Linked DNA regions of Homo sapiens: region 2 is linked to region 1. A link is an interaction called in ENCODE POLR2A ChIA-PET data of the cell type or tissue named here. Cell type or tissue: Caco-2. All regions are shown on one strand. Links, peaks and the distances in the headings refer to the core of each region. The heading gives the core; the rest is flanking DNA.

Evidence for each region. Peaks named below come from ENCODE experiments on the same cell type or tissue, not always from the same donor. Only the 100,000 strongest peaks of a DNase experiment are listed, where the experiment ranks them.
Region 2: POLR2A ChIA-PET joins it to region 1 with 22 read pairs; 2 of 35 experiments call an interaction of 5 or more read pairs at or near these places.

The regions. Positions count from the first base shown.
Region 1 is chr20:57,614,987-57,617,890 of GRCh38, forward strand. ZBP1 (Z-DNA binding protein 1) reads right to left here. Exons shown (of 8, transcript NM_030776.3): 2 at 1,258-1,482; 3 at 526-594; 4 at 1-74. Among named protein-coding and RNA genes, the nearest start is that of ZBP1, 4.0 kb to the right of the region's middle. In Caco-2, for the core only: no CTCF peak of the experiment used is centred there; DNase peaks (open chromatin) are centred at 1,295, 1,745 and 2,355.
Region 2 is chr20:58,157,691-58,160,594 of GRCh38, forward strand. The region is part of intron 3 of CIMIP1 (ciliary microtubule inner protein 1); the gene reads left to right. LOC107985434 (a long non-coding RNA gene) reads right to left here and starts at 1,741. Exons shown (of 3, transcript XR_001754692.2): 1 at 1,701-1,741. In Caco-2, for the core only: no CTCF peak of the experiment used is centred there; no DNase peak of the experiment used is centred there.

The DNA.
Region 1 (2,904 bases), core at 221-2,720:
CATTCCCAGTGCTTGGGCGATGACCAGGGCCCTCTGGGGACCATTGTCTTTGAGAAACCTGTAGATGTCTTCCTCTGGGAGGCAGGATGGCCAGGTGGTTAGGGAGTAGTCCTAGGGTTTGCATCTGCCCCACCGCTTCCTAGCTGTGTGGCCCTGGACCCAGCCCCTCAAGGCCTGGTTTCCTCATCTGTAAAATGGGTGTCATGATAACGGGGTCATCATGACGCACCGCAGAGGTGCCCTGAGGGTGGGGGATGTGCACAGAGTGCTCTGCGCTGGGCCTGGCATGTGGCGGGTGCATGGTGAGGGTCAGCTATTGTCTGACTGGAGAAATCACTGCTCAGCCATTCAGATTCTCCCACTGTGAGGGCTGGGTCTTGGCTCTGAACACTGTATGGGAGCTGCCTGGTGGGTGGGACAGGGCCCCTGAACACTGGTGAGATCTTGTACCCTCAAGGAGGGCCTGGGGTTCCTGGGGAGTGGGATCCTGTGTCCCGGGAACTGAAGGGACATGCAAAAACTTACCCCGTTGTTGGCTGAACTGAGGGCCAGGGGTCTCTGGAATTGTAGCTGCATGTTGCTGGGGCCTCTCGGCTGCAGAAAGAAAGATGGGTCAGAGGGGTGGGGGACAGAAGACAGCACCAGGCCTCCACCCCACAAAGGTGGGCAGCTCCCTAGGGGTAAGTGGCAATGCCGGTAGTTGCAAACTCAGACTCCAGAGTTCAACACACTTGACTTCAAATCCTGCCTGCGCCCTGGCAGCTGCGGCTTCCTGCCGATTAACTTCTCCGGGGCTCAGCCTCCTTTGCCTCCTGGGGTTGTGTGAGGGCTGGGTGAACCCCAAAACAGTGCCTGGCTAATCTTAAGTGCATGATAAATGGCAGCTCCTTCTGGCTGTGGGCTGTAAAGCTAGAAAAGGGGGGCTGGTGGGACTGCATATGTTCTGTGATTGGGACCATGGCGTCATTGCTGTCTCCATCATGATGATTTTCTATTATAATTGTTAGTGTTCTGCAGAGTACCTCCTGTGTGCAGGGCTGGGCTGAGCCTGACGCAGGGCCTCCTCTCAGCAACCCCTACCAAGCAGCCCTGCTGTGAGCTCCATCAACCAGAAAAAGAAACCAAGGCACAGAGAGAGGAAACCTGTGAGCTCCCATGTGGCAGAGTTCAGATTCGAACCCAGGCTCAAATCTGTGCTTGTCCATTGCCAGGATGCTCCCTGCAGGGTCAGACCCGCCTCCCCGGGGTGGCAGTTACCAGGGCTGGACAAGGCCAGCTCTGCAGGACCCTCGCCTTCAGGATCAGTCCCGCCCAAGCACCAGGTGGCAGGGGATGTGAGGGAGACTTTCAACTCCTTTTTCATTCGGTAGAGGACTTGGTTGAGCTCCCTCTTGGGTGCTTGGCATTCCTTCACCAGCTGGGCAAGTTTCACCGGGGAGCCAGCCTCTGTCAGCACCTGCAGGATTCTTTGTTCAAGGTGGCCTGGGGGAGCGAGCGGGGGACAGAGAGGGGAACTGAGTCTCCCAGGTCCCCACAGTTGAGCCCAGGCTGGAGGCTCCAGGAGGCACGTAGGCCCCTTTTTGAGAGGGGTCCAGGGCAGAGGAAAGGGCAAGGACCCCAGCAGATGCCCCCTAAGAGCAGTAGGGCAGCTGCATCTGCCCAGAGGGAGGCATGCAGGCTGATCAGAAACGGCCTTGGCTGCGCAGCCTGGTGGCCAGGGGAGGTGCCACCTCGCCTGTGCCCTCCCCGGGTGTGGGTTCCAGAGGGCAGTGGGGTTCCTCAGCTCTCAGGTGTCCTCAGGGCAGAGGGGAGTAGAGGGCAGAAGGACGGAGCCAGAGGGAGGCAGGGGGACCTGGGAGCGCAAAGGCAAGTCCTGCCTGGGACGCCTGCCTGGGTTTACCTGATGCCCATCGCCATCCTCCCCGGGAGTGCCCTCCTCTCAGCTCACCATCCATCCATGGCGCCACTATCCATCCAAGCCAGAGACCGACCAGACATCAGAAACAGACCTTTCCCCCAGTGCCCAGTCGTGGAGCCCTGGAAATGCCATTCCTGGATTCTCTGGAATCCCCCCACTCCTCTCTTTTCTGCCAGCACCACCCCCTTCCTCTTCACCATCTCCTAGGTACAGTGATAGGCTCCCCGTTGGCCCGCCAGCTCCAGTCAGGTACCCTCCAGATCTGGCTCTGCCAACCACCCAGCTTGGCCTGCACCTGCCCCCAACTTCCCTCCAAGTGCTGGCCTGTCTGTGCTCCCTTCAGCCCCACTCTCCCCAGCCCCTTTGTGCACACTGTTCCTGCTGCCAGGAGCACCCTTCCCTCACGCCCCAACCTGTATGATGTCTACTCAACCTCCAGGCCTCCTCAGATGCCACTTCCTAGGGAAAGCCTGTCTCTGTGTCCCAGAGTGGCTGGGACGCTGCTTGTGTGTGGGTCCCCTGCAGAACTTCCCCTAGTGTCCCCTGCTGTGCTTGCATGGCTCACTGTTGTACCTTCAGCATCTAGCACAGTGCTGGGCACACAGTAGGTGCTCAGGAAATGGCAGTTGAATGTATGAGTGACTGAGTGAATGAATGAATGAATGAATGGGGCCAGGAGTGGTGGCTCACACTTGTAATCCTAGCACATCAGAAGGCTGAGATGGGAGGACCCCTAGAGGCCAGGAGTTCTAGACCAGCCTGGGCAACATAGTGAGACCCCCATCTCTACAAAAAAAGAGAAAAATCAGGTAGGTACGATGGCATATGCCTGTAGTCCCAGCTGCTTAAGAGGCTAAAAGTGGGAGGATCGCTTGAATCTAGGAGGTAGCAGTTGCAGTGAGCTATGAATGCACCACTGCACTCCAGCCTGGACAAGACCCCATCTCTGGAAAAAAAAAAAAAAAGGACTGAATGAGTGAGTGTCT
Region 2 (2,904 bases), core at 129-2,628, 540 kb after region 1:
GGAGAATAATCGTGCAAGGAACACCTTGTAGACACAGAAATTTGCTCTGAGTCCGTAATTTTCTTGATATTAGTGCCTACAAAGGTGATTGTTCAGATGAAATGCACACATTTAGGGAGCTCGCTCTCCTGTGGCCTAGAACACTGGGCTGGCCGGAGAATAGAGGAAGAGAGACTGGGATGTAGGTGGGACATTTTTCCAGAGCTGGGCTTTAATTCTGCCAACTCCCTGCCTCCACCTGCCTCCATCCCAAGAATACGGTGGCATGGGATCTGCTTAGTGTCTATAATGTCCCTCAGCCACATGCTGTCCCCACAGATCCCTTGCCGGCCCATGAGACTGGACTTTCCCTCTGCCACCAGGGCCCCTGGGCCTGCTCTGCACAACCACAGTTATTCTCTTTCCAAAGAAAGCGCCCCCACCTAGATACCAGAGAGGTGCCCCTCCTGGAGGATGGGAAACAGGGAGGAACCATCCAGGCACCAGAACATACCAAAACATGGTTATCTCCTGTGAGAGACTCCTGTCTAGGAGCAAGGGCCAGCTCTTAAAGCCACACTCACCAGACAGAGCCTGTGGGGTGGCAGGGGTAAGGACAAGAACCTTGATTCAGGCGAGAAAGGTCCCCAGCCTCTGCTTCCCTCCAAACTTCCTTTCTTGCCCAAGAAATGGTAATGGTGGCCGGGCCAGTGGCTCAAGCCTGTGATCCCAGCACTTTGGGAGGCCGAGACAGGCGGATCACGAGGTCAGGAGATTGAGACCATCCTGGCTAACACGGTGAAACCCCATCTCTACTAAAACTACAAAAAATTAGCCAGGCATGGCGGTGGGTGCCTGTAGTCCCAGCTACTCAGGAGGCTGAGGCAGGAGAACGACGTGAACCCGGGAGGTGCAGCTTGCAGTGAGCCGAGATCGTGCCACTGCACTCCAGCCTGGGCGACAGAGTAAGACTCCGTCTCAAAAAAAAAAAAATGGTAGCTGGTTTCCTTCTTCCACCTTTCTTCCACCTTCCTATCCTCTCATTGGTGACCAAAGCCTTTAAAAATATATTTATTTTTAATAGGTAACCTTGATACCTAAAAGGGCATCTGATGAGATGCCTCCCTCCCTCTGGACCCCTGGAGCCACTGTCACCCATTTGTCACGCACTCTTGCATAGACAAGGACATCCATGGGCCTCTGGCCTCATTTTCTTATTACACAGCTTGTACCATACTTTGAATAGTTTTGTGCACCTCTTTTCTCTTAGAAGTTTGTCTCATCCTTCTAAACCATTGCATGGCACACCACACATTGCATGGATGGGCCATAGTGAATGAGCCTCCGTGGGTGGATATGCAGCTTATGTCCAATTGTTTGCTATTACAAACAGCTCCGCAAGGCATCCCTTGCACCATCATGGGTGTGTACCTGTGTAGCTATCAGGATATTTTAGAATGAATGCCTCAGAGTAGATTGTTAGGTCAAAGAGTGTTTGCATCTGCACTTTCTTCTTTTTTTTTTTTTTTTTTTTTGCATCTGCACTTTCAAAAGATAATTGCCAGGCTGGGCATGATGGCTCATGCCTATAATCCCAACACTTTGGGAAGCCAAGGCAGGTGGATCAACTGAGGTCAGGAGTTCGAGACCAGCCTGACCAACATGGTGAAACCCTGTCTCTACTAAAAATACAAAAATTAGCTGGGCATGATGGCACTTACCTGTAATCCCAGCCACTCAGGAGCTGAGGCAAGAGAATCACTTGAACCCAGGAGGCAGACGTTTCAGTGAACTGAGATTGCGCCATTGCACCCTAGCCTGGATGACAGAGCAAGACTCCGTCTAAAAAAAGGAAAAAAAAAAAAAGATAATTGCCATATCGCCCTTGCTCCTATAATGCCCTTGTTAGTGGTGGTGTTTTCATCTTTTTGCCCCTCTGCTGGGTGAAACATGATGTCTCACAGTGGATTTCAACTGCATTTCTTTTACAAGTTAGATAAAGACTTGGAAGTTAGTCTGTGTGCTCCCAAAGGCCTGGCTGGACAAACAGCTTTGAGAGCTGCTTCCCTTCTGAACAATTTTACTTGTAGCTGGTTCAAGGAAGCTTTGGCCCCTCTGTCATTTGTTGATGACCCGCCCTACATGTAGCCTTGCAGGAGACTAATTTTAGGAGTTCATCAAGAACATATGCTAAGGGGTTTCGTCCACCAGCAGCAGCCAGCCCACTCGGGACCATCCCCTCCTGCCACCGCCTCACCGGCAGGTTCCATTAGTAAAAGTGAACTCATAACCCCAAGCATATTAAACCTCTTTATCTCAGTTCTTCTGCTAGAACAAATGTCCCGCACTGTTGCCTTTGTTCAAATCCCCTTATGCAGAACAGATTATTTCAAAAGAAGGGGAAAACCTGCCTAAACATTTACCCTCATTTTCCAAAAATGTCAAATCTGTCCAAGGAGTTGACAAATGAAGTTGTGTTTTTTCATTCCAGATAGAAGCCCATTTTCCTTTTGGTTTTTAAAATTAAATTCAGTTGCTTTTCATTCCTGTGATCTCCACGGTTTGGAGTGTGTGTGTATATACAGATGCATTTCGTAGAGGCTTCTCATCGAAACAGGGTGACGTGCACCTGCCGCAATGCCATCTGACAACAGTGCCATATATTTTATAAAAGGCAGTGAAAACTGTAGCACTTGATATTTCTGCATCTTTTTTTCTTTTTGCTTTCTTACCAAATAAAAATTATTTTGCTGGAAGTCATGAATTAAATATGTTAGGCATTACACGATAAAGAAACATGTTTGATGTTCCTCACTTCCCGGAAAGATGAGAGCCTCTGAGTCCAGCTGATTGGAATGTGCTTGTTTTCAGTACACATCAGGGAGGCTGGCTTTTCTTTCTGTCTTTTCCACCCCTGCCTCACAT